Linked DNA regions of Mus musculus: region 1 is linked to region 2. The links are chromatin loops, found by intact Hi-C in ENCODE. Cell type or tissue: gastrocnemius. All regions are shown on one strand. Links, peaks and the distances in the headings refer to the core of each region. The heading gives the core; the rest is flanking DNA. Region 1 holds the start of Zfand3 (zinc finger, AN1-type domain 3). Region 2 overlaps Zfand3 (zinc finger, AN1-type domain 3).

Evidence for each region. Hi-C counts contacts between places; a loop is a spot of excess contacts. Peaks named below come from ENCODE experiments on the same cell type or tissue, not always from the same donor. Only the 100,000 strongest peaks of a DNase experiment are listed, where the experiment ranks them.
Region 1: it touches region 2 in a loop (1.8-fold over the local background); 4 of 42 quality-filtered maps call a loop at or near these places.

The regions. Positions count from the first base shown.
Region 1 is chr17:29,996,545-30,011,451 of GRCm38, reverse strand. It overlaps Zfand3 (zinc finger, AN1-type domain 3), which reads right to left and starts at 6,413. Exons shown (of 6, transcript NM_001356265.1): 1 at 6,144-6,413. The coding sequence starts at 6,214. In gastrocnemius, for the core only: no CTCF peak of the experiment used is centred there; DNase peaks (open chromatin) are centred at 5,877, 6,449, 6,758 and 7,044; H3K4me3 peaks cover 5,015 bases; H3K27ac peaks cover 5,196 bases.
Region 2 is chr17:30,187,761-30,202,667 of GRCm38, reverse strand. Zfand3 (zinc finger, AN1-type domain 3) reads right to left here. Exons shown (of 6, transcript NM_001356265.1): 5 at 9,938-10,105. Among named protein-coding and RNA genes, the nearest start is that of Zfand3, 190 kb to the right of the region's middle. In gastrocnemius, for the core only: CTCF peaks have their summits at 3,970 and 7,360; a DNase peak (open chromatin) is centred at 4,024; H3K4me3 peaks cover 1,499 bases; H3K27ac peaks cover 4,878 bases.

The DNA.
Region 1 (14,907 bases), core at 2,973-10,972, 190 kb after region 2:
TTCCCCTAGTTTAGAAAGATATGAGACATTAGGGCACTAAACAGACAAAGCCAGAAAAGAAGCACCCCTCAGACTATAATTAAAACACGAAATCTAAGACAAAGGAAATATCAGGAGAGAAACACCAAGTGACAAATAAGGTGGTGCCATTCATAACAGCGGTCAACTGAAACCTGAAAGCAACGACAACAAATACCAACCCTGATTGTATACCCAGCAACACTATCTGTAAAACTGAAAGAAAAATAAAAATGCCCCATAATTACTAACTCAGTTCTAAAAGAAAAAGAAAAAAAAAAAAAAAAAACAAAAAAAAACAAAAAAAAACTTGAAGAAATCTTTCAGAAAGAGAAAAAAAATATACCCATCCAGGAAAGAAAAAACCACACTAGAATTAACAGATACAGAGGGCAGAAAACCAAACAGTATAAAAATCAACAAAATGAACAACAGTAGTCATAGTCAATATACACTTTCCAGTAACTCTGAACATTGCCAATTGTGCTGGTACACACCTTTAATCGTAACAGAGGTCTCTCTATGAACTCAAGGCCACCATGGTCTACATCTGCTGTTCTCAAACTTCCTAGTAGTCCTGTGACCCTTTGATACAGTTCCTCATGTTGTGGTGACTGGCAACCATAAAATTATTTCCATTGCTACTTTGTAACTGTAACTTTACTGTTATAAATTGTAATATAAATATCTGTGTTTTCTGTTTTAGGCAACCCCTGTGAAAGGTTGTTCCACCACAAAGAGGGTCGACCCAGAGGTCAAGAACCATTCATTGTCTACATAATAGGTTCCAGGCCAAACAGGACTTACACAAGACCCTGACAAGAAAATGTAAACAAAAATAAAAGGAAGGAGGGACTGTCTCAATTTCTTTCCCAATAAAAACACACAGACCAGCTGATTAAATCAAAGAGCAGAAACCAGGAGGGATGGTTCAATGGCTAAGAGCACTGGCTGCTCTTCCAAAAACCCTGGGTTTGATCTCCAGCACCCAAATGACCGTCCCAGCCATCTGTAATTCAATCCCTCCAAGAACACTGCACGCATATGGTACACAGATACACACTCATATACAGAAAATAAGAATAGTATTTTTTAAGAGCAGATACCATCAAAATGCTGCCTCCAAGAGACAGGACTCATCATAAGGCAAACATTCCCTGAGGGTGAAAGGATGGAGAAAGGACACTCCACCAGACCTAGGTCACATGCAGGTGCCACCACCTTACTATCTGACATGGTGTCAAGCTACCTTCTGAATAGCATGTTTACACCCATGGACTTCAGAGGCTTCCTCCTGCAGTGGGCAGCAGTTAACACAAAGACTCATAACTAAAGTAATAAGAATGACTGTTAGCACTCAAGTCATAAATGAGACAGCTGAACCAACACACACACACACAGGCTCGCTCGTGAGCTCAGGGGATCATGACAGAAGAGGGGGACAGAGAGACAGAGTGTAAGAGCTGGAGGGTAGGGAGGAGTCCTGTGCAATGCCATGCCGTGGCCACTCAATTCAGGAACTCTCTGCAACTGTGGGTATATGCACAAGATCCACACGAGACAAAGCCAACAAGACAGTCAACATTCCAGTAGGCAGCAATGACTGAATGCAGAGGATTACAAAAAAAAAAAAGATACTATGATACTATGGTGGGGAGACAGCCTGGAGGAAGTGAGGGGTGTTCTAGGGGGAGTAGAGGGGAGAACTGGACATATAATAAAAAATACATGTAAGAAATACATGTATATGAAACTGTTCTTCTAAAAATGTAACCACATTTCATGGTTTAAGTTACATTTGTCTGTAAGACATGCATGCCATGAAACATATGTGTCAGCTGGTTCTCTCCTTCCATTGTAGGAGTCTCAGGAACTGAACTTAAACACCAAGTGCTTTTATACACTAAGCCATCTCATCAACCTGCGAGTATACACGGTATATTCTTGGGTGGGTGGGTGGGTGGGGTGTGTGTGTGTGTGTGTGTGTGTGTGTTTGCGCACTCTCGAGTTTGAGAAGTTCTGGCTGGTCTTTAACTCACTATATAGACCAGGCTGACCTTGAATTCACAGAAATCTGTCTACCGATCTTGCCTCCCAAGTGCTGGGATTAATGGCATGTGCTAGTCCATCAAACTGTTCAACAGCTTCCTAAAATATTTATGAAAAAAATTGTGCCTCAGTCAACTTTTAAGTGCATGAGCAATTTTAAATAAATTAATACTACTTATATATCTAGACAGTGTGAAAGTACTTTCAAGCTAAGCATAGTGTTAAGTACCTACAATCATAGCACATAAGGAATGTAAGCCATCTAGACCAGCCTGAGCTACAGTGAGTTCAAAGCTAGCCTGAACTATATAATAAAACTCTTGTCTCCAAAGAAAAGGAGGGGATAGGAGAAAAAGAGGTAAGTGTATTCATATTAAAGAAATGTACTGACAACTTTATTTCAAATATGGCAATTATCAATAAGTGCTTTTTTTTGCCTGATTTCAAAATGTCTAAAATGAACCAAGACACTGATCATATTTCACTAAAACTTTTAAGTCCAAGTCACAAGGAACAGACTGTTTTAATCCTAGAAGGTACAGTCTCTACCACATAAAGAACTTCCAAGTTCTATAAACAGAGCAGTCTTCAACAATCTCCAAGGCAGCAGGTTTCCCAATAAGGAGACAGTCTCTATAAATTACTTCAATTACCCACCCCAGTGACACAATATAAACCAGAGACAGTGCTAGAAACTGTGTTTGAACTGCATGCTACCCTTGGCATTCTCCTTTCTATTGTGCACCCACAAGAAAGAGCTCAAAGCTCTCCTATTTGCCAAGCCCTTGTGATTGCTGTCCTGACCAGACAATGCTCAGCAGCAAATACTAAAGCCTGAGTCACTGGAGAAAGCAGCAATTCTGAAGGAACTCCCTTTACTCTCACAATGCCAGAAAAATTCTGTAGAGAGGATCCTCAGCAAAGGCCTGGGTGTGGGCCCTGGCTAGCTCACATTAAAGACCTGCAGCTTCCAGAGTGCTGTGCCTGCCACACAACAGTTCTTGGGAGCCTCCTTTTTGTTTTTACGGAAGGAAAAGACGAGGGATATCTTACATCCCTTGATGTCCATCCACATCTGTATTCTTCCCAGCCATGACATGTTCATGCCACTGTGGGGGCTAGCCCCGATTACTACTTCTGACAGGTGTTCTCTATCTCCAGATCTGCCAGCACTCCATAAACACATATACCACCACATCCATCCAAACATACAATCACGCCCACACACCTAGCCACTCTCAAGATAACCAGTAACCTTCCATATCAAAGGTCATCCTGGCAGCCAAGCTTGGCGTTCTTTATTAACTCGCCATGTCCTCGGGATGAAGGTCCAAAGGCCTCAGCACTGCCCACGCAGCCACAATCTCCACTTCCTCACCTCATTCCCAGCTGACTCCTCTCTACAATCTATCCATGGCCACCCTGTTGCTCACCCTCTCCCTCACTTCCTGGCCTCCATCCACTCCATTCCCTCTGCCTCAAACACTCCTCCTCCTCCTCTCTACCATGTACCCTTCTTACACCATGTCCTTGCTGAAGAGTCACTTCCTCCAGGATCCCCTCTTCCACCTCCACCTTCCCAGGGCAACTGCTTCTCTCAGCACAAGGACCACCTACTCAACTCCCAAGCTACTTCTCTCCCGCCTCACACACCTGAGGATGTGCCAAGACTCTCACCCACCATTACTCACAGAGGCACTCAAGTATCTGTGTTGAACATATTCTAAGTGCCCCTGATCGACATGGTATAATTATGCCCTGTGCAACACAAGAAAATGATTAAAATCAGCTATGACATAACAAAGACAATAATTTGGTTACTCTTTGGCATGAAATACAAACTACACACGTGTCTACAATCACCCTTAGGAAAGGTTTTAAAAGGGTGTGTTACAACGTGTTACCAGGTAATTACTAGCTTCGTGCTCACTACTTCTGTTAGGCAAACCCAAGCTCGTAAGGGGGACAGACTGAAAGTAGAAATGAAGGAAGCCTGGGTGCTGTGGGTCAAGACTTCCGCTGTCTGCTCCCACCAAAGTCTCGTAGCCTGACTCAAAATCTGCTGGCTGAAAGCAGGGGCTTCCTTCATCCACTTCTCCAGCTTCTAAGCCTTGGTGAAAGCAGGGATTGCCTTCACTCTATTCACTAATGGTCCCAAGGACATAAGAGCAGGTTGCCAGGAAGCAGACCTCTCCACACTGCGCAATCACTGAGGTGGGCACTGGGAGCTACTTTCTAAGGCCACATGTCCCACAGTAAGTTACAATTTAGGGCTTGTGACACTACATTTTTCCAAAGTGATGTCATAAATGTGATGACACTAGGCTCTCTGGAGCACTCGCCCACCACACCCTGCACTCCCTACAAGGAGGAGCAAGTTAGCCATCCCATCATCTGCATGCCTCCCATCCAGTACTAGCTAACCCTGTCAGATCCCTAGGAGAATTGGACTATCCATCCAACACTTCAGCACTTCACAGACAAGCCAATAACTCCAACAACTCTCACTGTAAAGTCTTTGGAGCTGGTTAATTTTGATGTGTGGTTTTTTTCCAACTTTTTTTTTCATAATAAAGTTCAAAATAAACTTTTAAAATGTTTTAAATCAAATTAAAATTCAAAGAAGACTCTACGGCTAAAACACTGTTACATCTTTGGAATTTCTGCTAAGGCTACAACTTGTCCTAGATCCCTATCCTCCTCTGAAGAATTTTTTGAAAGGATACACTTGAAACCTTCCAGAGATCTGCATTACACTGCACTTTCTACTCTTCTTCACTCCTAAGCATGTCTTTAATTTCTTTATCAACCATTCCTGGAGTATAAAATAGCTACTTCCCAGGGTATCTTCACTAGAAACAGCCAATTTCGTTCATATACATCCCAACACAATCTTTAAAAAGGATAAAAAGCCTGACTCTCAAAAGCTGCTGTAACTCTCCAGTAACCTTACACAGAACTAGTCATGAGCTGTGACCATTGCTTGTTAGGTGACAATCTAGAAAACCCAAAGTGTTCCAAGGACCAACTATAACTGCTGGTAGGAGTGGGGGGGTCCCATCTATCTATCTAATCTATTTGTAACTTCCCCCAACTCACCCTAATGAGGCATGGAATTCTATACTCTGTGTAGTGAACATTTAAAAAGAAAATTTTTAATAGGGAAAGAGAATTTGAGAGCCAAGGAAGGAAGGCAACTCTCACATTCCACAAGCTAGGCTGGCTGGAGGTTCTGTTGAGAAGTTTCTGTTTTCGGTTCGGTTTAGTTGGGTAGGGGTGTTTATCTGTTTGGGGGATTCCTTGTTGTTGTTTGTTGTTGCTGGTGGTTATGATGATGGTGGTGATGATGGTGATAGTGGTGGTGGTGGTGGTAGTGGTGGTGGTGGTGGTGGAGGAGGGGTTTTTTTGGACAGAGTAATTTTACAGACTCCCTGAAACATGTTTTAGATTAAAAAGTAAGACCCTCAACAATGCCTTTTAACTTTACACCCCAAGCCCAAATTCTGGACCCTGGATCTGTTCAAACGTATGACGTGTGAACAGCTTCCTAAAAGCAAATGGGGACTGAGATATAATTTAGGAAGTGATGATGCAAATCTCCCGGGGAGCAGCAGGGAGGAGGGGAGGTGAAAAAGTCAGAGGAAATACCCTCCTGATGGCTGGGCACCAACTCATACCAAGATGAGGGGGAGGCGGACTGGCCTCCACAGGCCAAGGGAAAAGGAAAAGGGGCAACCCTGCCCCGTCAGAAGTGCCAGCGCCGCCACCTCGTCCCTCCGGCTCACCCGTGGCCCCTCACCCCAAGCCGGCCTCGGGCCAGCGAGTCCCACAGAGGGTAGCGCGGCCCGAGCGGTCCTGGTCCTCCTGCTCCTCTTATTCCTATTCCTCCTCTTCTTCCTCCTCCCCCCCCCCCCACCAGCGTCCCCTTCCCGCAGCCCTCCTCAGGCCGAGGCCGCGGTCCCCGCCCGCTCCCCCGAGGCCCGGCTTCCGCGGCCCAGCTTCCCGGGGCTCTGGCCTCCCTCGGGTCCCCACCGCCACCCCGAGGCCCGAGCCCGCGCCCCTGCCCCCACACTTACCCCCAGAAGCCGCAGGGACAGCGAGGCGGCAGGCTGGGCGCTTTGCTGCGCTCGCTCCCGGCGTCTCCCATGGTGCTCGGCGGCGGCGGCGGCGGAGCTCGGAGGCGACGGCGGCTGGGCCTGAGCCCCCCTCGGAGGAAGCGGAGGCGGCGGCGGCAGCGGCGGGGGGCGCGGGGCGGGGGGAGGGGGAGGGAGCGGGCGCGCAGGCGGGCGCGAGTCCGGAGCTCCGAGCCGGGATTCCAGGCGGGTCAGCTGGAGGCGGGCCGCACCACTCGGCCTGCGGAGGGGGGGGGCGCGGCGAGGAGAGGGAGGGGAGCTGCGGAGGAGGGGCTGGGCCGTGCGAGCCGGGGAGATCTGGCGGCCTTGGCGGCTCTCTCCGCCGCCCCCCAGCCACGGCGCTGTCCCGTGCGGCGGCGCTGGCGGGTCCGGGGCTGGGTGGGGAGGAACCCGTAGCCCCCGCCGGCAGTGGAGTCGCAGCGGCCGGCTGTGACGCCCCGGGCCCCCGCTCGCTCCGTAATCCCCTCCCCCGCCCCGTAGACTGCGCTGACCGGACAATGGCCGCTCCGCCCCCTCCCCGAGGCGGACACCCCTCCCGAGGCGGCGCGATGGTCTCGCCCGGGGGAGCCACCGCCGCCGCCGGAGCCCGACGGATCAGCTGGGATCCGGGCGTGCCACTTTGTTCAGAGCCTCGGAGGCTGGGCGGTGCGTGCTCCTCCCGAGTTCCTCGTGCGAGCCGCCTCTCAGCCCTCCATCTTCCCAGGACTTTTACGAGAGCTAGCCTGCGCTCCTGGCTGAGGAAGGAGAGCGGGTTTCAGAGTCCTGTGGGGGAGCTTTGCCTCCACCCCCCAGCTGAGACAAATGGTACGCCCCAAGCGGGCCGGGGGCCCAATTAGTTGTTTGGGGTGACTTGGGTCGGTCCCAGAGCGGCGGCGCATGCGCCTGGAGACCTGGTAGTCTGTCCAGAGCTGGGTGGAGCGTTTCCAAACCCGGAAGTTGCCTAGGTGTCCTGCGTTCACCGCTGGCCGTCTGGGTCTTCAAGGCCACTGTTCTCGCGCCCCTGATGAGTGCCGCGAAGCGTTCCTCCCCAAACTGCCAGCCGCCGGAGAATCTCGCTTCCCATTTCCCCTACTCCCAACCCACTCAGACAGTTCCCCCGGAAAAGTGGCCTCCGTCCTGCCATAAATGAATTTCAGGAACATCTCTAGATAGCAAGTCGTGGGGCAGAAGGAACTTGCCCAAGTGTTTCACCCCTCTGATGTCCTCAGTTGGAGTACCCCAGGTCCACTCCCACTATCTTGATTTGGAAAACCTCCCTGGGGTAAATATGGTTGGTTTGGGGGAGAAGATTTAACTTGATCCCTACTGGACATTAATAAGTGGCCAAACTTGAGCCGTTGAAAGAATTCTTTAATATTCCTTACCACAGTCCTAAATTCTTTCTGTTCTCCAGTCAGCGGTGACCAGAATAGTCCACTAGCGATCACTAATTTGAACACAAAAGAAACGTCCACCAGAACTCTTGGAGAAGTGACCTGACCTTAAGGGGTTTGGAGCCAACTTAAAAGTCCAGAACTTACGGGAAGGCTACCATGTACCCTCTCAACTCCAAGGGAACCCAGCCCCAGAGAATATTACTTAGACTAACTTTATTACCAAATAGTACTTTTCCTTTCCTTTATATCAGTTTGGGCATTCTCTGAGTTTGTTTCCGCTGACATCCATTCTCATGGCCTCTAAATACCTAAAAACCAGGAATTACACTGAGTTTAGAATCCTTGCAACAGTACAACTGAGGGAAGACAATGATCACAAAACTTTAACGCCACAGTGTTTAATTCTGATTTTGTGAACATTCACGCGCCTTCAATAGAACAACTGTCAAAAGTGCATAGGAGCTGGGTGGGCATAATGGTACGTGCCTTTAGTCACAGCCATCCTGAGGCAGAGGCTGGCAGGTTTTTGTGAATTTGAGGACAACGTGCTCTACATCATGAGCTCCAAAATAGCCAGGACTCCATAGACATACCAAGACTGGGGGGGGGGGGAGGAATGAATAAACATATACAGCATTCCTCATTCTCATGCTACCCTCAAATCTTCTCTCCAACTCATGGAATTGCCACATAAAAAGAGGCAGCCTTTAAATCTAACAGGAAGATGAAGTCCCCTGCCCCACTCGCATCTCTCTGTATTGGCTTCTTGATGATTGTCTTTTCTGTAGAAGAGAAAACCCAAAGGAAAGCTGGGTGTGAGTGTACTTGTTGCCCAACAAACAAACCACTCACCTGTCTGCCTGCCACTAATTCAGCAAGCATTTCTTGAATACCCAAGATGTCTAATCCCTCTAGAGACAAGAATGGTTCATACAAAGAGGCTTCCCAGCAAGTTCAAGCTCCCTGTATCCAGGAAGTAAGATCCTTAGCCTTCTATCTTCCTCCAAGACTCTACCCACCATTCTCCATCATGTCCCCTACAAGTCAGCCCCCTGTCGTTCTTTCCTAAATGCACCTTGCTTGTTCTCGCATCATTTCCCCTGACTGCCCATCCTCTTTGCCTCAACAGCCCTTCCTCCCTCTGGCCCAGCATGTTCCTACTGTTTCAGTGGCATGTTTCAATGCCCTCCACCTCTACCACAGGAGAGTTGGGTCCTTCCTGTGCCCATTATCGGACAATCCAGCAATTCTCTATATGTATCTCTTCTTACACAACTGTCTTCAAAAGGACTAAGATCGGAGAGAAGTTAACCCATATTCGCTGAATGGAAAAACTAATCTGACAAAAATTCAGTCCTTGCCTAGAGCCTTGTCTTTGCAAGTGCCAAAATCACACATATGTCTTCATGCAAAATCAATCTCTTTTCCCTCTCCCTCTCTCTCTGTGTGTCTGTGTATGCAGTGTGTGTATGTTGTGTGTGTGTGTCTGTGTAGTGTGTGTGTGCAGTGTGTGTGTCTTTGTATATGTGTGTGTATGGTGTATTTGTGTGTGGTATGTGTATCTATGTGTGTGTGTGTCTATGTAGTGTGTGAATCGGTGTGTGTCTGTGTGTCTGTTCAGCTGCCAACAAAACTGATGACCCATGTTCAATGCCAGGATCCACATGGCGAAAGGAGAAAAACAACTCCTGGAAATTGTTCTCTGCCCTCTGTCTGTAGCCACAGCACAGGTGCACCCATTCACATACACATGGACACAAAATAAATGTATCAAGGAAAAAAAAAATCCCAAAATACAAAAAATTCCCACCATCTTGCAAAGCAACCGGGCATGCATAGCAGCACAAACCTCTAATTCCAACACTCAGGAAGCTGGAGCCAGAAGATCACAAGTTCAAAGCCAGCCAGGGCCACACAGCAAAACACTATCTACAATCTGAAAATACTAATAGGAATGTCACAATGGGCCAATCTCACACAAGGACATTAAATATCAACTGGAAGCCATGTCCCTCAAGTCCCTTCTCTCTGGTCACATGGACTTTTGTCTCTGCTTTCCCCCCCCCCCCTTCTTCTTCCTGTAAAACTTCTTCATTCTCTTTGGACCTGCTCCTATGAGAACATTTGCCAAGCTTACTGACCCTCATGTCAAGAGCAAGCTAACTCATTAATATTGGTGGATTCTACCTGTGCAGTCTTTGTGCACACCAGCTTTTAGAAAGCAGGGGCAGGCAGCTCTCCAAGTTCAAGGCCAGCCTGGTCTACAGAGCTAGTTCTAGAACACCCAAGGATACACAAGGAAAAGAAAAAAAAGAAAAAAGTGTTCCAATTTCCAAGGGAAAGAAACTAGTCAGTCTAGTTTATATCAAGTTGTCAGACTTTGGTCTTATACCCTATATAATGGTATAGTCAGGGTTCTCACAAGGCAAGTGTGACTGCCAAAGACCCATCCTTGGAGGCTGCAGTTCTCAAGAGGATCAGCTCAGCCGGTCTCCAGGCTTGTGCCTTTAATTCCAGTACTTCAGAGGTAGATGCAAGAGAAGCTCTGAGTTTAGGGCCAGCCTGGTTTGTATAGGGAGTCTTACCCAGCCTGCATAGTGAGACCCTGTCTACAATTTACATAAAAAAAAAAAAAAAAAAAAAAAAAAAAAAAAAAAAAACCTCATTGCAGGGCTGGAAAGATGGCTCGGCAGTTAAGAGCACCAGCTGTTCTTCCACAGGACCCTGGTTCAATTCCTAGCACCCACATGGCAGCTCATGGACTCTGATACCCTCACACTGATAAACCTATGTAAAACACCAATACACATAAAAAAAATTTTTTTAAAGCTGTACAAAAAATATCACAAAAAGAAAATGATCAGTTTTCTTCTTCTTTTTTTTTTTTTTTTTTTTTTTTTTTTTGGTTTTTTCAAGACAGGGTTTCTCTGTGTAGCCCTGGCTGTCCTGGAACTCACTTTTTAGACCAGGCTGGCCTCGAACTCAGAAATCCGCCTGCCTCTGCCTCCCGAGTGCTGGGATTAAAGGTGTGAGCCACCACGCCCAGCCCAGTTTTCTTCTTGAGAGAGGTTCCAAAAGGTGACCATAACACAGGACAGGGGTTGGGGATTTAGCTCAGTGGTAGAGCATTTGCCTAGCAAGCACAAGGCCCTGGGTTTGGTCCTCAGCCCTGAAAGGGAAAAAAAGAAAAAGAAAAACAAGATTACTAGAACACAGCACAAAAGAGCAAACTACAGCTTGACGCAAGAAAGTGTAAAAGACAATAAGGATCTAGACTTTTCCAAGAACTAGCTCCAATTTAAACCACCCCAGGCCTTTGTCTCTCCAAGAGAACATTATTGACACACCCTTATGTTACTTCATCTTAGGCAACATTCATTGCCCTGTAACACCTGTCACAGTTCACAGGACAACATTCATTACTCTTCTCTGCAAATACCCTGTTTGTCTTGCCGGAATGGTTTACTTAACTGAGGCCAATTTGGCTTTACATTCAGTATATCTGTTGAGGGCCTTCTACATGGCTTGTTGGGAAAGGGCTGCCAAGCCAGGCCATGTGAGTTCAATCCCTGAGACCCACATGTTAAAAGGAAGAGAACTGATTCCCATAAGCTATCCTCTGACAACCACGTGCATGGTGTGCCACACATACACACACACACACACACACACACACACACACACACACACACACACCGGGCCTGATGTTGCACAGCTATAGGTCCAGCTGCTCTGGAAGCTGAGCAGGATCACAAGGCCCAAAGACAACCTGAGCTGAAAGTGAGTCAAGACATGGCGAGGCTATTTAGTGAGACCTCGGCTTAAAAAAAGAAAAGGGGCTGAAGAGATAGCTCAGCGTTAAAAATGCTCTTGTAGAGAAGTACCCACAACCACCTGTAACTCCAGCTCCCTGTATCCCATGCCTTCGTCTGGTTTCTGGCACACCTGTGTTCATGTATACAAATATACACAAGCACGCACACACACACACACACACACACACACACCAATTTAGATCTGAGGTTTGTTTGGTTTTAGTTTGGTTCCGTTTGGTTTTTTGGTCTTTTGAGGCAGGGTTTCTCTGTGTGGTCCTGACTGTCCTGGAACTTGCCCTGTAGACCAGGCTGTCCTTGAACTCACAGAGCTCTGCCTGCCTCTGCCTCCGGAGCACTGGGATTAAAGGTGCGTGCCACCCCTGCTAGGCTAGTCGGGTTGTTTCCTCAACCAAAAGTAAAAAGGGGCAGAGAGGTTGTGCCTCAAGGCTACACAGTTGTCTAGAATCCACCAATGAGGATGTGGGATGTGGCTCAGAGGTAAGTCACCTGTCTAGCGTGCACCAATGAGGGATAAGAGCTGTGGGTGCTCAATGGTATTGTTCAAGGCCATGCAAAATATGGCCTCCATGTTCTAGGACTGCAAAATAAATACATCAACCAAAACCCAAGACCCACATACAGATTGGCATCTTAATGGTTCTACGATGAAGGCCTGAATCACATCTGACTCTTCCCCTAGAAGGTGGTGAAAGTGCTAGTTTTGGTTGGCCACACTGGAGTTCAATGAAGAAAGCCAGCCTAACTCTTCAAACTTGGTGCCCTCGGGCTGGATCTGAAGAGCCTTGATCCATCTCCCACGGATTGCCCCCATAACTGGATGGAAGGTCAGGGAAACCATAACGTATCAGGGTATCATCAAGTTAGGGGCCAAAATGTGAGATAATTGGAAGAAATGCCTCTGTCGTCGTTGCCCTAATCGTTTTCTCCTTTGCGCTGCATTCCAGATGAGCCTAGGCTATGTCTCTTGGGAGAGCTTCGCCTTCACTGCTGGCCCAATAGGAGTGAGCCATCAAATATGCTCAGTACGAACTGGAAGAGCAGCACTGCCTGCGCAGCCAGGGCTCCTGACAGCAGTGGCTGAGGTGGAGCCACACAAGAAACCTTACTTAACCCCGAACCGAGACCGTGAAGGGGCTTCAGGGGCCTGAGAGAAAGCAGATGATCCTCCCCGCCCCCCCGCCCCCGCGCCCTGCCCCCGGTTCTAATCCTAACCCTACAAGTCTCTAACCCGGCTTTAAAGCCTTTCACGGCTGTCATCCATTGTAACCTGGTATTAGCCCCAGTATCCAAACCCTGGCCTGGACCTTAATCCTAATCCTCATATTATCTGCCAAAAGAAATCCCCAGATTTCAGACCCCACGGCAACCCTGATTCCGCGAATTTGAGAGACTGTGCCAAAGTGCCCCCAGTTCCTCTTTCCTGTAACCCCGACTCACAGGAACAGGGAACCTCAAAATATCCTAGATATTTGAGGATATGAGAAGTTTTGGTCATCAGTGAAAAGCCTTTGACTTGCCAGGAAAAAGGACATGGGACCTCTTCCTCCTGGGGTAAGACCCAGCAACCATATGCCAGGTGTGCTCTTTCCGGGGCTACAGAGCCCCTTCAAATCCAGGAAAGACACTACCCAAGTAACTACCCAAGGCCCCTTATGTGTTGGGTCGCAGGAGTACAGCTGGCCGGGGGGCAGCTCCGAGACTCTTCTGTAAAACAGTGGGATATGCAGAGGTTTGAGGGCAGCCTGATCTATCTAGGGAATTTCAGGCCAGGTCAGCCAGGGAAGCACACGAGGATGTCATGAGACACTTTTTGCCAAACACATCTGAGAACGCAGTGGCTTCTGCTCTCTCCCTGAATTTGGTTTGCCTGGTTGGGGATTTAACACCCCCCCCCCCCCCCATTGAACAAAAGCCTGTGTTAGATTCCTCCTGGCTCTCAAGTTTTCTGATGCACAGTTGGTTCTCTGAATCCCTTTCCGTCCAGTTGGCGTGGAGAAACTCTCGGAACCAAGGGAGAAGAAGGGCAGCCAAGCATGCTCTGGCCCTTCTTGGGAAACTAAAAATAAATGAACTAAAATGAAAAACTTGGATGGAAAAGAGGGTGGGGGTGGGGGGGCAGGAGGGACTGCCATTTCACATTCTGTGCTCCGTATGGTGGTGACGTCATCACTGAGTTCCCTGCTGCTCACACCCAGTCGCGGTGTGAAATTTGATTTTTACTGACTTTTCTATCTCTTGACAAGAACAGAAATAATCACTTCTTTCAGAAATTCTTGACCTTTGTAGAAAGAAAAGGCCTCCCTAAATCCACTGCCCCCCCCCCACCAATAGATACCCTGTGCTAACAGCCTGGTGTATAGCCTGCAGGCTAGGTTTGTACACAGTCATATAAATTAGATCATACAGGATGTAGTGTGTCCTCAAATGGATGTCTTGACATCTTCGATATCTCTGCGCATAGGCTTACAGATAATTTTTTTTAATGGCTTTTCAAGACAGGGTTTCTCTGCATAGCCCTGGCTGTCCTGGAACTCTCTCTCTCTCTCTCTCTCTCTCTCTCTCTCTCTCTCTCTCTCTCTCTCTCTCTCTGTAGACCAGGCTGGCCTTGAGCTCAGAAATCCAGGTGCCTCTGCCTCCTGAGTGCTGTGGTTAAAGGCTTGTCCCACCACCTCTGGCTAGTCTTTTCATTTTTAGTTATGTGTATTGTATAGGTATGTATATGTGTATGTGTGTGGGTATGTGTATGTATGCGGGTATGTGTGTGGGTATGTGTATGTATGCAGGTATGTGTGTGGGTATGTGTACATGAGTGCAGGTGACATGGCAGGCCAGAGGAAGGTGTTGTCAGATGTTCTTCAAACTGGTGGTGGAAAGCTGCCCATCATGGATGCTGAGAACTGAACTTGGGCCCTCTGTAAGAGTGGTGCATGCCCTTGACCACTGAGCCTTCTTCCCAGTTCTATGCTATAGTCTTAAGGCTAAAGGCATTAATGCTGGTGTTCCAGAAGGATGATTGGGGCTGACAGGATGAGAAGGAGGAAGGGGCACAGGGAGGGGAGACCAAAGAGCCTCAAAACCTATCATCCAAAGGCCTACAACCAGCAGAATCCATGGTGTAAAATTGTAATCTGGGTCTGAAGGCAACCAAAAGAACCACGTCCAGACTCACACAGATCATCAATCAGAATTGTGTCTTATTTCTTTGTTTTGTTCCATTTAGGCCTTTAATGGATTAGAGGAGGCCTGACCGCCTGGGGAGGATAATTCAGTCTTTATTTGTTTCAGAATATTTAGGCTACTGTAACAAAATACCACAGACTGGGTAACATATAAACAATAGAAATGTATCCCTTACAATTCTCCCTTCATGAGTATGTGTGCACATGTGTGTATACATGTGCATGCATGTACATGTGTGTTGTATATGTGTGCATTCATGTGTGTGCATGTGCATGTACGTCCATGTGTGTGTGCATGTGTGTGTAGACGTATGTG
Region 2 (14,907 bases), core at 3,838-11,837:
TGCTTGCCCATGCTTGGTGATGTCACCTTTCTGCTTTCCTCCTCACTGGCTGCTACTTGAAAAGCAAGGACCCTGCATCAAGTCCCACAGGCACCCAATGCTGAGCCACGTTGCAGAAGAGCTCCAATCTCAAACTGCAGATCCCACAGACTCTGCAGTCCCGTGCTCAGAGCAGAACCTCAGTCCTCCTGAGCCTCCAGAGACTGACCCAATCTTTCCTGCCTCATAACTGGCAACTACCCACCCAGCTGTGATTCACGTAAGATCCTGGAGTCCTCTCCTCCTCTGCTTCTCACAGTGGTTTCTGCAGACAACCCTTAAATCAGGCCCAAGCTTGCCCTGTTCTCCACTGCATGCGAAGGCTGCACCGCAGGAACCAGGGCACTGTGCTGAAGGAACAGGCACAGGGGGCTGAAGGCCAGAGGCCCCTCTCGCACAGCATCCAGAAGGACTTTGGGACATATGGGACATATGGGTTACCATTTAGGATGCACTTATTTCATATGTGTTCATTCCTCTTTGAATACAATAATGGAATATATGAATATAATAAACTTCAAATTGTATAAATAGCAATCACCAAAAGTCTCTCATCTCACTTTCTGTTACACTTCCTGGAGACCAAGCCACCACGGCCACCAGCCTCTGAGGATTCTTGAGGGCCTCCACACCAGCATTTCTGCTTCTCTACCACAGGGGGATTTTTACAATGTGAATCAGATGATGTCACTCCAGTGCTTAAAAAACCCTTCAGTGCTAGAAATAATAAACTTACTAAGGCCAACAAGCCCCTGGCTTGGCGCTGCGGTCCCCACTCTCCTGCCACACCACGGGACCCCAGGCACTGGCTGTCCACACAGGCTCATACCACGGGACCCCATGACACTGGATGTTCATACAGGCCCACACCACAGGACCCCACGGCACTGGCTGTCCACACAGGCCCACACTGTCGTCTTGGTCCAGGACACCTCCTCCCAGGCAGCCTGCTGTGAGTTCTCTGCGCCTTGGTGATACTTCTATCTGAAGTGTCTGAGTGCTCTGTGTGCCCATGTGCTGCACACCTCCCCCAAAGAGAACAGCACGGAGGCAGAGATTCTCATTCCATTCTTATAGGATTCAATGAAGACAGACAATAAATAACTTTATCTAACAGACAACTCACTAAAAACAAGAGAATGACTTCTAGCATAAAGGGACACAATGCTAACAAAGCCCCCCCCCCCCAATCACTGACTGAAATGGACATGTGTGTGAGCCAACAGATTTATTTTTCTACTGCTGTGATCAATCCAAGCATCTGCTCACAGATTCCCACAGAGCCACATAAGGACAGCATGTGAGGCTGTGGGGTCACAGATGACCTGGGTGGATGGACAGTGGAGAAGTCACTTCAACACAGCCTCCACTCCTGCCCGCTTCCCATCACCACACTAGTATGTTGGTCAGTTACTCAAAATTCAACAGAAAATTAACCCTGGTACAACAGCTCGGCTCTAGGGAAGAACGATTTAATCGAAGCAAGAGCATTAACATAAATCTGGCCCCTTAACTTGTAAATCTAGATAGAGCCTCCCTCTCTTCCTGGATTAATCTGTAGCTTGGCAGGGCAAGTACAGAGAAGCATGTCGCCCCATGTATTAATGACAAGGACTCACAAGCCGTCCTGTGTTAACTCAGCTCCCCCTCTCGAGGGCCAGGACTGACCCAGACCAAGAGGACGCTGGCCTGAGTGGAGGGAGCACCCAGGAGGAAGAGGCTTGTTGGGCCTTGCAAAACTCCAAGGGCAGCTGTCAGAAGTCGGGGGTCAGTCCATATGACTTGTCTGCCACCCCCACACAGCCCAGATCCAGCCTGTCAGACAGTAGGGGAGTCTGAGAACCCAAGCTCCAAGGAAACCAAGACTGGGAGGAGAGGATGAGAAGAATGCCTCACTCACAGGTGTGGAGGGGGCTGTTGGGAGCCAGCGCCTGGGTCTTCTGAGTGCTCCAGTGACCCACTAACACAATCACCTTTTTTGTTTCTGTCTCTGAACTCTGCTGTGTGAAGTCCATCTCAGCAGAGCTGAGGTGTGCTAAGTCAGTCAGCAAGGGGTGCAGCTTCTCAGCTAACCCAGCCCAGCCCTCTCAAGGCCCTCCTGGTCCTGTCCCAGGGACTTGGCTCCCCCGCAGCCTGGCTCTGAGTCTCACAGACTGAAGAGCTGCAGTGCCAACAACACCCAGCACCGTGAGAGCCAACAACCCAAGACCATAGCAAACAGACAGGCTGAGGCTGGGAGGTGGTGCACACCTTTAATCCCAGCACTGGAGAGGCATCGGCAAGTGGATCTCTGAGTTTGAGGCTACACTGGTCAACAGAACTAGTTCCAAAGCTATGCGAGAGAAATCCTGTCTTGTGCCCCATCCCCAAAAGATGCTCAGAGAAACCAGTTTCCACTGCTGTTATCGCAGGGTGGTGTTCTGTCTCCTGCTGGCAAACAAGACGAGAAGCTGAAGTGGCTGCCTTGTTGGAATCTGTCTCCAGGACCTGTGTTGTGTGACCTCATCCAGACTTTGGCCTGCTTAAGTAACGGTACTTTCCAGAATTAGACACAAACTTCACTGATACTCATCTAGGAGAAAAGATGGCACTGAAATCTCAGCTAACAAGGAATTATGTTCCAGGGTTGGGCCATCGTCCAGCAAAAGCAGCGACAGGCTCAAGGGGTGAACAGTGTTTACTGCTCGTCTGCTTGGTATTTGTGGTCTAGAAATTCTGGGGCTGAGCAGAGGAGGAAAGAAACTACTACATCCTGTGGCTGAAGAGCACCAAGACGCATGGAGGGGAAAACAGCTTCAGGTCACAGGAAGCAAAGAAGAAACCTGCTGCACATAACTCAATACACTCAGGCCATGTGTCCTAAACCAGGGGCACCCAGGGCACCGAAACACACAAAGAATTCACGAAGACAGGCTGGGTCCTAGGTGGACAGCAGGGCAGGACAGGGTGGCAGGGAGGTGCACTGATGCTGAAGTCTCCAGCTGAGGGCAGGAAAGGACACTGCACAGGCAGTCAACAGACACAGTAAGCACTACAGTCCACAGGGAAATCCAGGCGGTGACGCTGTGGTATGGAAAACCTACCTACAAGCCACACACAGCTTCCCTGCTGAGCCCTGTGCACATCTCCCACACTCTCTTGGACACACTCCTTAAACACAAGCACTAGCTCTTGCCAGGGTGAAGGCAGCGGTGGGAAATTAACCCTTAAATTGTACTTAATGCTGAAAAGACAATTTCAGCCGAAGACTGAAGAAAAGCCTGGGTGCAGGAGGTGCAGTAGGTGGACCAAGGGCAAGTGTGTGCTCAGCATTTAACCTACGGCCCTCTCTGTGCATCTACCCGACAAGAGGAGAAAAGAATGGAAGGAAGGCCCACAGCCCCAGGAAGCGTGACTGTGTTCACAGGTGACATGCCACGCGTGTGCAGCATCTTAGGAAGGTGGCACTAACAGGAGCTAGAGAGGCTGCAAAAAAAAAACTACTGTGCTTCCCGAGGGAACAACAATCTAACAAGAGGTACTGGGGATTCTAAGCACAGTACCATCAGAAATTCAAAGTACTTTGGGACAGCTGCACAGAAGACACACTCTGAGAACTATAAAACAGGGCTGAGTAAGTGTAAGACCTAAGTGAACAGAGAGAGGCTTGTGCTTGACGTCTGGAAACGCTTAGGGCAGCAACTCCAAGCCTTCACTATCAGGCTCAAAAGCAGGAGCTGCTGCAGGGTGGGAGTGTGCAGCCTCAGGTCTGTGTGTGTGTGTCTGTGTGTGTGTGTACATGTGCGTGCGTAAAGTGAGTGATGTTTGAAAGGTGAAGCGACAGTTCACCAGGATATCTGCAGAGTGAAGGCCCATGGAGAAAATGCTCAGTGTGTGCAAGAAGAAGAGAGTTACCACTGGGTGGACAGGCACTCGCTAGGACAGCTGGAGAGGAGCAGCCCAGTGCTGAAGGTTGCCAAGAGCACGGAGAAGCAGTGCCGGCGACCTGTGACCTGGCACAGCCGGGAAAGCTGCTGGTGCTGGCTAGTGTCAGACGCTCACTTACCACTCAACACTCCACCTAAAGATTTCTAGGTAGCACTCACTGCAGCTGGTAAACACGGCCTACCCTCTCAATGTGGCATTCTCAGAGGAAGACTGACTGATAGCAACACAGACGACTCGCAGAGCCTGCCATGTGGCACAGACCTAAGACTACACACTATGAATCCACGAACTCTAAAATTCTAGAAAAATCAAAACTGCCAAAGAAAGCAGGTCCGTGGTTGGCTAGCCCTGGGCAGGGGGTGAATGTGCTGGAGGGGCTGAGTCCTTCTAGAAGGGCGGACTAAAAAGCCACCGGTAAAGACTACACAACCTCAATGAATTTACCTCAACTTTCTGAACTGCAAAACGGAGAATTTTATGGAATGGAAAATGTTATTGTATATTCATTTTTAAATTTTTTAAATTCTGGACAAAGAATTAACCAAAATTGTTTATTACTAGATCAAATCTATAAAATATCAGTAATGTATATGTCAGAATATCGCCATTTGTCTATAAACAGTCTGGGCTCTGGTAGGAGCTAAGGCGGCGGCAGCTACACACAGTCACTGAGGTGAGATCAGGTGTCTGGTATATGATGAATGCAGCCTCTGCCACGGGCTGTTTGGCTTGGGCAGGGCAGCACCCACACCTGTGCTGTGCCCACATGGCCCTGGCCAGGCACCCAGGCAGGCTGGACCTCTGGAGGGGAGCAGGTCTGACACTTCGTTAGCTGTGACAGACAAGCAGCACAGGGACTCGGCAGCTGTTTGGTTTTAGCCCAGAGCTCTTCTTGCACAGGAAGGGGAAGTGGCCATTTTGTATGAGCCGGCACAGTGAGGGGGGAGTGCGACTTCTCTCACCTAAGCTAATTCCCACCAGAGGATAGTTTTTCCCTTTTGGGAGTGTGGACAAGACTCACCTTCCTCTTGAGCCATGGGTAGCACACATCCTAGTGTTACCTCAGGAGTAGGGGAAACGTGGGCCTTCATTACCAGACTCAAAAGCAGGAGGCCTGCAGAGTGGGTCTCTCCATTGCCATCAGCCAGTTAGTTCCGGCTGTGTGCTTGACTTAAAAAAAGAAGTCAGATCATGTTGCCCACTGACGGTGCTTGCCCTGAGCTAACATCCGACCTCCTCAACCGAGAACGGGCAGCCTCTTCTTTCTACTAGACCTGATGCCAGTTCTACCCAGCTGCAACCCCCCCCCCACAACAAACACTGCCCAAGTGTTCACCTTTCCTCCATCTAAGCCATACCCATCCTTAAGGCCTGAAGGGCAGAAGCCAGTCCAGCCTTCCAGGTGGGATGAAGCCCTCCCGCCCATCCTCTCAAGGCATCTTGTAACTTGCTAACGACTCCAGTGCTGGCTTGTCTGGCGACAGGCTGTTCCGTGTGTGCGTGCCTTCCTGTCAGGCCCAGCATAGGACCCCTCCTACAACCCTTGCAGAAGTAGCTGGTTTTGGAGTGGGGGGAGGAAGGGAAACACAGGGACACATCCTGTTATGCTCCCACTCCTCCCTCAACTCCTCAATGGAGACAGGAGCGGGGCTGAAAGAACTTCAATTGGCCAAATGTGGAACAATGTGAGTAATGGAAAACATTATCTATAGCACTGACTCATGAGTCAGGGGAGGGAGGGAGGGAGGGAGGGAGGGAGGGAGGGAGGGAGGGAGGGATCCATGGCAACTACAGGTTTAAAAAAAAAAAAGGTGTCTCTACTCAAAGAATGCCAGTGCCAAACAGAAACTGTGGAATCAAATCATTCTGAACTGTCACATGAGACTGGTTCAGGCAAGAGTCATAACTAGATGCCAAACCTCAAGGACATCATTTGCTTTTTTGGGACAGGGTCTCCCTATGTAGCCTTGGCTGTCCTGGAATTCTCTGTATAGACCAGATTAGCAAACTCCAAGATCTCCTGCCTCTGTCTCCAAAGTGCAGGGATTAACAGCATAAGCCACGGTGCCCAGCCTCTCGGGAGGCTTTGATGAAAGCATGGACAATACTGCCAAAGTATGCCGCACGCACAACCGCGTGCACTAGCGGAGGTGGAGAGTCGAGTGTGCACACGAATCAAACCGCATCAACAGCGAGAGACTGGAGAGCACTGAGCCTTCCAGAGTGAAGCTCCAGGACAGCTCATAGCACAACGGACAGCAGCTGAGAGAGAGTGCACAAGTGAACAGATCCCAGATGAAGGGCGCTTGGACCTTAAAACCCATGACATTTGTGTGCGTATATGTGTGTGTGCATGTCCAACAGAGAGGGCCTTATTTTAAAATATTGAAATTGTAAAACAGAAAGTTGGTAAGAATGTTCTGGATTAAACCACACTGAAGATAATAAGCACAACACCTGATCAAGGACAAGAGCTTGCAGCGAAGGGGAGAGCAACTCTGGAAGTTTAGCATTGCTAAATCAGCGCGCGCGCACGCGCGCGCACACACACACACACACACACACACACACACACACACACACACACACACACACACACGAACCATGGGCGGAGGACCCAGGGCAGCAGCACTGGAGTGAGCTCCCTAAAGCTGGAGTGTGCTGCAGGGACTGGCTTTACACAACAGTGTCTGTCTGTGGCCCCAGGGAACACTTCAGAGGACGACAAAGCCGAGGTGAACACAAGCAGCTCTCAGATAATGGCCTGAGACAAAATGTTATTTCCAAATAGAGCTGAAAACAAGACCAGGCCTGCTGTTCAACTGCTTGCATGAAAAGTCCTAAAGGCTGAAGGGTGTGCAGAGTGGTAGTAACGGTCACGCGGGACTCGCTTCACTGAATCTCTGGGGGCAAGCGTGTCCCAACATACTGCCCAGGAACTTCTCACGGCACCACACTTAGCCTTTGGTCTGTGAGCTCGCACATCCCACATCTCTTGCTCCTCATAGAACTTAACAAAATCCTTGAAAGGTCATCTCAGAACAGCTGTTAGTGACAGTGAATGACAGACCCAGAGCGGCCACAGCAGCCCACGAAGACAACACACCACAGAGTCCCACGCACCCCATGCAGAGCCCAGCCCCAGCACCATGGGCCCTGACACGAACAGAAAACTTACTCTGAAAACAGTCAAGAACGTGAGATTACCATGAGGTCATAAAAGTGCCTCTGGTCCTGTGTGAAGCCCACTAAGTTGCCACACACTAAAAACATACAAACATGTACACAAGACCTTACACTAGTCCTTGACAGGCAATTCTGTGCTCTTGAGAAGCAATGCTATGCAGAGGGCACAGCATTAGGTGCTGTGCATGGCCCAGACTCAGAACATCCTCTAGATGGCCTTAGGAGACAAGACTTGCAATGACCAATTCTGCCACCCTGTCAAGCAGAAACTCAACAAGCAAGCCTGCTCTGTGTGGCTGTCTTCTGTCCCGAGACCTGGACTTTGGAAGACGCTCTAGGTCAGAGGACCAGCCTACCCACACCACATGTCCTACATGCCTTGTCTAACTGGTACCTGGGAAGACTGCGCAGGAGAAGGGGGTTCTTTTGGGACTGTTGACAAAAGGTTATCTCAGTCACCGTGAGACAAAAGAAATCATCTTCAAACCCACCTACTTATTGCAAAAGCCCAGGGAACGTCATCCTGGCAATTAACAATTCCTATCAGCACAGCTGTCCTGTGTGAGAAGGCTCGGAACTCGCCTTACAAATTGCTCTTCTGAAGATCAAAGGGAAGCTGAATGTCTGTGTGCTCTCGATGAGACTGTAATTTAATGGAATTTTTAGAGAAGGCTTTGCTGGCAGTGCTTGGATGACAGCCCCGGGGCGGAGGATTCTGGGGAGCTTGGCCACTCTTCCCTTTGGAACGTCTTCTCTGCCTTTAATTGGCACCTCATTAGAAATTAATGAAAATGACATCCTCTCTTCTTCCTGCTCTAGGCACTGAATGCTACAAAAAGGCCCATCACAATTCATAACACATTCAATTTATATAGCAATGGCTCTTAAGCATTATTTATGAGATGTGAATTTCTTGTCAGCAGTTAATAACCTGTACAGAATGGAAGGGGAATGGAAGAAAAGATCGGGAATATATACAGAGAATGATTATTCTGCAGTGGAGAAGTATTCTGTTTTAAGTTCAACTATGTTGAGTCCTCCCTTTCAGTAGTAAATATGTTTCCCTCTAACACCTTCCAGGGCAGTTCATATCTTCAAAACACTCCATGTATCCTCAAGGAAATCGCCACACAGCACAGCCCACCCTCTCCTAGAGGAATCCAAGCAGGCAGCCAGGAGAGCAGCACAAAGCAGTTAGTCAGAGCCGGCCCCAGAGCACATGTGCTCCTGAGGCCCTTCATCTTTAAACAGTGGCAGGTCACATAGTCGCCTTTCTGAGCTCATGGTCAAAGGCTCTCCTTGACCAGAGTGAACTCCAGCTCTCTAGGAAGGACCCACCTAAAGGGACTTTTATCTTAGAATTGGTCAAGGAACTACATGTTGTTACCTAACTGAGAAAGAACTCAGGTCTATAGTGAACTCTACATAGAGACCCAGCCTCCTGGTCAGGGGTGAGGATAACTGAGACACTTTGATGGTGCAGCTGACCACAGAGAGAGGCACAGGGCCATCTGATAACTACTACCTGACGTTTTTCAGCTGGGTGCTAAGACCTGTGGAAACTGAGTGGTTTGCATCAAAGCGTCAGGGTAAATGTGGAGACCTGGGTCTTCTAAACTACTCTGTAAACTCCCTTGCCTGCCTGAAGAGGAAATTCTGGGAGCATTAGCCACTGCCAGAGGCAAAGCAGCAAGCCAACTGCTTCATCTCCCTCAGCAAATCCTACAGGCTGCCACACACCTAGTCACTGCTGAGGAGGAAACAAGCATATTTCTACCTCTCTAGTCAAGAGACAAGCAGTCTGTATAATAAGGGCAAGGAGAGCTAACAGAATGCAGAGCTGAAGACCAGCACAGCTCATCTCAATACAGAGCAAGAACCTGCAACCTCAGGGACCATACGGACCTGTCAGTATGGAACAAAGCCACCAGACCCCAAAATGTCCTCAGCTTGCCACAGAACTACCCTGCCTCACTGGGCCACACCACGGGTTTTAGGGTAAGCCGAGTCTAAAACCCTGCAGTGTCTGCTCCCGCTACCCAACTCTCTTCTTTACTCACAATTCACAGCAGAAATGAATGCCACACCCCACCTTCCCTGTCCCCACAGGGAGGGACAGTGACAAACATAGACCGGTCATGCCAGGAACAGCATTTCGACAAGCCAGGCCACCCCATGCTCCCCTAGTTACACAGCTCAGACAGCTGAGGCACAGAGCAGAAAAGGTTCTCTCTTTAGAAGTCACTCAATGCCCCAAATTGAACTTGCCAGCTCCCAGTACCCTTAATGTAGGACAGCTACAGCTCAACAGAGCGCAGAGGTAAAGCCCACCTCTTAGAATGGAAGGTGGAGAATTCTCAGAGGCTGCCAGATGACAACTCTATTCCACAGACCATGGGACAGGAAAACTGTGAGCTATCATTTCATCTTTGTGCCATGATATAGGAAGAAAAGCAGAATTTGCCTGTTTTGTTTCACTGTGTGCAGGACAGAGTTTAGAAATCACATCTGCGTGCCGAGTCCTAAGAGGCAGGCGGCCCACGCTGAGCAACGGAGGCTCCACAAGGAAAGCATCTAATCAAGCCATAGCTGACAGGGGTGCGGGGAGGAGTATATTAAAAGCTCTTCCAAGTGAACGTATCTGCAGTCTCACGGCGCACCTCACAGACTCCTGTTTGTTTGTTTGTTCCTTTCTAGAGTCTTGACTGGAGAGCAGTCAAGCGCAAGTGTGTGTGAGACAGGACAGACCAGGATGGTGCCTTGGGGGTGTGGGTGGGGGGCTCACCACAGCGACAGGATCCCAGTTCCTGCTGCACCAGCTCCAGCTTGGTCTGGCACTGGAAGCAGCGGCGCCGGCTCTTCTGCTTCGACCGGCCGCTCTCCTCAGGCCGCTCGGGGTTCTCTACTAGTCGCGGTCGCTTCACGGGTGAGGCCTCGTTCTCGGACTGTGAATCTGACCAAAACAAGACATGCAGGAATCAGGATTGTTACCTGGCTGGGTAGACACAAGTCTCTCCAATTAGTTCCTCACACTGCAACCAAGTGACCCCCAAGTTGTCCTGCCTCCAACCACTGACATCCTCAAAGAAGCACCTATCGAGAGCCTGCACGACCACCTGCACCCTCTCTTCCCTCTGAGTCTTGCCCCATCCACATCTGTCTCCCGACTGCCTTGACCTCTACTCTCTGAACTGCCATGTTCTTTCCCCACAGCATTGCTCACCCAGGGCCACATGGAACCTTTCTAAGTCTTTGCTCCAGTCAAATGTTCAACTAAGTCTTATTCCCGGACTGACCCGTGTGGACGGAGCACCTGTCCCTGTCCTCTCTTCTGCCTTAGTCATCCCCCTGTGGGGAGGCATGCCCCATGAGGGCTAGTCCTGTACCCCGACTAGACAGCAGACACTAGGAAATTAGCACAGCACACGCTGGCTGTGTCTGTGAGGGAGCTGAGACTCTGTGAGCACTGCATCAGTGTAGTCAAGCTATAGAGACTGGGTGGGAAGTGGTCCAACTATGCAAGGCAGGGTCTGGCTAGGGAGAGAGGTCACTGGGGTGTGTCACTTGGAGGACTCTTGCCCTGGACTCTCCCCGTCTACCAGGATGTGGGCACGCTGAAGAGGGGGAGCCCTGCAGTATTCAATGGCCCCAAGAAGGCGATGTAAAGAAAACACCCTCCCTTCTGCAGAAACTGGAACTTCTGGAACCACACGCAAACCAACCCTAAGACCCTTGCCTGCTGGGTGTCTGTCACAGGAATGAAAACCAAATGTCCTTAGCTCTCCTGGTGGGGGGAGCTACGGGGGGTCTTCACCTGCTTAGTGATTACTGTGCCTCCTGGGCTACAAGCGGGCACTAGAAGGATGAGCGAACCCTCTACCAGTCCTTGCTCTCTACTTGAAGGGACTTTTGGGGAAGCTGGAGCATGCTGGGACACGTTGGCACAGGCTATCTCTGTACCTTCCCCAGCCTGTCCGGTGTGGAATAGACAGCGTGTCCACCGCTCTGGCCCCTGCCACCTGAGATGGACGCCCCGCACCATTCTTCAGAGGCACAGGTTCTGCTGCCAGCTCACGCTGCTCTCAGCCCTGTGTGACATTTCCCCAACACAAACCAACTGAGCAAGCCCTCCATGAGAGCAACTGAGAGAGCAAGTTGAGCCTATTCCCCAGCTCTGCTGAACCAAGCTGCCCAGACCGTTAGTGCAGTGACTAAGGCCACCACACAGGCCAGACACCCCCCCTCCTGCCTCGGCAAAAGCAAAAACAACAATCTAAATGTAAATCATTACAAAACAGCCCGACAAAAGGAATTCACCTCGAGTGAGCCACACTGCTCTCCTGGGGGTTCTTTTCAACAAAAATGGTGCTATTTGTGATAATAACCCTATTTAGATACCTAACAAAAACCCTCTACTGCATGTCCTAGTTGAAGAATATCTTTTTAAAGTAATGTCCCTTAACCTGAGATAAGAGGTGTGGTCCATACACAATGAAGACAAGTGGAAAACCTCTTTTAAATTATTTTGAGGAGGGTGCGGAGAGGAGAGGAGAGAAAAAGAGAGGAGAGGAGAGGAGAAAGGAAGAAGAGAGAGTGGCGAGGAAAGAGAGGAGAGGAGTGTGTGTTGCCCACACCACATGTATGTGGAAGGCCTCTGAGGCCAGGAGAGTTATAGTAGTTACAAACCAGCTGTGTAGGTTCTGGGAACTCAGCCCCAGTCCTCTGGAAGAGAAGGAAGAGCTCTTCTACCTCTGAGCCTTCTCTCCAGACTGAAAACTTTAACTTGGGAAGTAAAAGCAGCCAGATCTCTGGAAGCTCAAGGCCATCTGGGTCTACATAGCAACTTGCAGGTCAGCTGGGCTACAAAGTGAGACCCTGCCAATTGAATGAATGAACAAGCAAGCTAAACATAAGAGGCTACACATGGTGCTAATGTATTTATAATGTAAAAAGAGAAAAAAAGACCCTTCAGACCATGGGCCTCTCTCACCTCCACCCCTCTGTAAAATCACAGAGCTGGACTTCACAGCTTCTCTGAGGACTCTGGCCCAAATGGCCAAGTGTGCCTCCTACTGGGGAACACACACTTCTGGTTTCAGGCGTCAATAATGCTGGAGGGGAGCCCTGCAGCACTCAATGGCATCAAGAAGGTGCTGTGAAGAAAAGTATTCACATTGCATGTCGAAGTGGCTGCGACCAAAGTTCGTGTCTGCATGGTCTTATTACCAAGGTATCTATCTTCACCAAACCTGCTTTGGTGGAGCCCCTCCAAGTCAGGAGGGCCCAGGCTGGATCTCTTTTCTTACTTTCATCTAATCAGATCATGTGTCAAACAGTGCCAACAAGAATGCTAGGGAACAAATGTGCGTGGTCCAATGCTGAGATTCCCTTTAGCCGTTTAGACACCAAGATTGCATGTGTTCTTGTAGAAAACACAAAGGAGGTATTCTCAAACAGCAGCGCCTATGGAAGGCTTCTGATTCTACCAACAGTTTCTGCCTACAAAGGACTGGCCATCCTACACGACCATTGGGCCCTAGTCGTTTCTCCAAGAGCCGTGCCCTCACTTCTGTGTAAGTGGACAACCAAACCATTTATGCACAGCTGTGCTGTGAGCATCAGTCTTACAGGACTACAGCAGTAGTCCCAACCTTTCTCATGCTGTGACCCCCCAATAATAAAATTACCCTGTGGCCAACTCATAACTGTAATTTTGCTGCCATTGTGAATCATATTATAAATATCTAATATACAGAATATCTGACATGTGACCCTGAGGAAGGGTCATTTGACTTCCAAAGGGGTAGAAAGACCCACGGCTGAGAACCACTGCTCTCCACTAAGATGACCCACTCAGCAGACTGCACTCTTAGAACTAAGGCACTCTTCCCAGACACTAAGACCCTCAGCAGCAAGGCTCTGGGATACACTGACTTCCTCGGCCCTCACTGATGGCCTTACATTAAATGGGAAGAGACCCTAGCGCCCTCTAAGGCTCCCTGGTGTGAGGAGGTGAGGATTGAAACTTCCCACTGTCTGCTGCATTGCCGCCAAGGCTGATTGCACTGCATGTCACTTCTCCGTGAAGTAAGTCACTCTCCAACATTTTTCTCACAGGTCAACTTGGTGTTTTAATTAGAAGCTAATGAAATAAACAGAAGTCTACAGGCTCAGCATCATGGCTATGGAAGAATTTTATATCTCCTCTGCTAATTATTTAATGAAACCTTGTGCCGTGGGGTAAATTACCTAAATAAGAGAAACAGATGTCTATTGTACAGATTCTAATTACATAATAATGACCTAAATAATTCAACTATTCAATTATAAATTTTAAGTCAGTTTAAAAAAAAAAAGCTCTCAGAAAAGACCTAAAAATGAGTTAACAGTAAAAAGGAAAAAACAAAAAATCAAACCTTGATTATCTGCCTTCTGCTTCTGAGATTCAGCCCCTCTAACTTGTAGCATTCTCAGCTTGGGGATCAATGGCAGAGACCATCTAACTAATCTATTTGCATATGCTGAACTTGAGCAGTAAGGGTTAAATGCGGAGAGCAAGGTGAACAGAAATAACTCTCACACTCAGCTGTAACTGTCAGAAGAAAGCGCCTCAGAGGGGAGCACGCTCATTAGCAGCAGGAGGAGTGGCAGTGCCAAGGCTGATACAGTTCCCACCCCAGGAGTTCCGAGTGACTTCTAATTAAGGTCCTTCATAAAGAGCCAACAAAGCACATTTTCCCAGTGAGCTCCCCCCAGAGAACTACTCCAGGCTGGGTATGCCCACGCTGGCTGCACACCCCATGCCAGGCCCTCAACGCTGTAGACCCCTCTTCTCGGCCAGTGTTTAGCAATGACAAAGACACCACGTGAGACCTTATAGAAAACTTTCACCTATTTAACTGGTGTCCAATTGCTTGGTCTGAAGACAGCCACTGCTCATCATGTGACAGAGGAAACAAGTGCAGTGTTTTTAAAAAACAAATGTCTACAGAGAGAAATTCCTCTAATTGGACTCTGCTAGCCAAGAGCAGACAGTAACTAGCACTGAGTCTTTCAAGTAAGGCATACATTTACAACGGCAGCCTGACGGCAACAAACAGGGCTGCTCCTTTTCAAACTGTTTGTCTCTGACAGAGATCCACGTTTGCTCCATTCTGTCACTGTTCCTGTCTTTATTACTCATGTTCTCTCCTGAAGTTTTCCAAATGAATTCTGTCAGGCCTGTCAAAGCCCGCATCCCGTCTCTCTTACTCTCCTGGCGCTGTACGGCTGGCAGCCCACGCCCACTCCAGGCTGCTAACAGTGGCTGTGGCCTGCTGACAACTCAGGGGCCTCACACCCTCTGCTCCAGGCAGCCCACAGCACAGAACCCCAAAGCTAGAGACAACGAACGACAAAGAAGCAGCCCCCTTCATCCACACCTTGCACACAGGCGAGAAACAGAGGAGCCTGTCTGTCTGTCTCCGCTCCATGGCAGCTTTGAGGTACTCAATCAGTTTTTTCAGACCTATCACAGTCTCTTGACAGATTGACATTTATGATCCCAACAGCCTGTGCAGCCATCAGTAAGAGCAATAATTAATGAACCCTCACACATCACTGCTGTCTCTCCCTCCACCATTTACAGGAGCTTAAGCCGCTAAAAACCTCTGTCCGCGAAACCCACCAGCCTCTCCCTGGAAAAACTGATAAAAGAGACTTGAAAAGGGCCTGTTTCACAGGCTCCTTCCTACGCGTTGCTTTTGGAGCATGTGG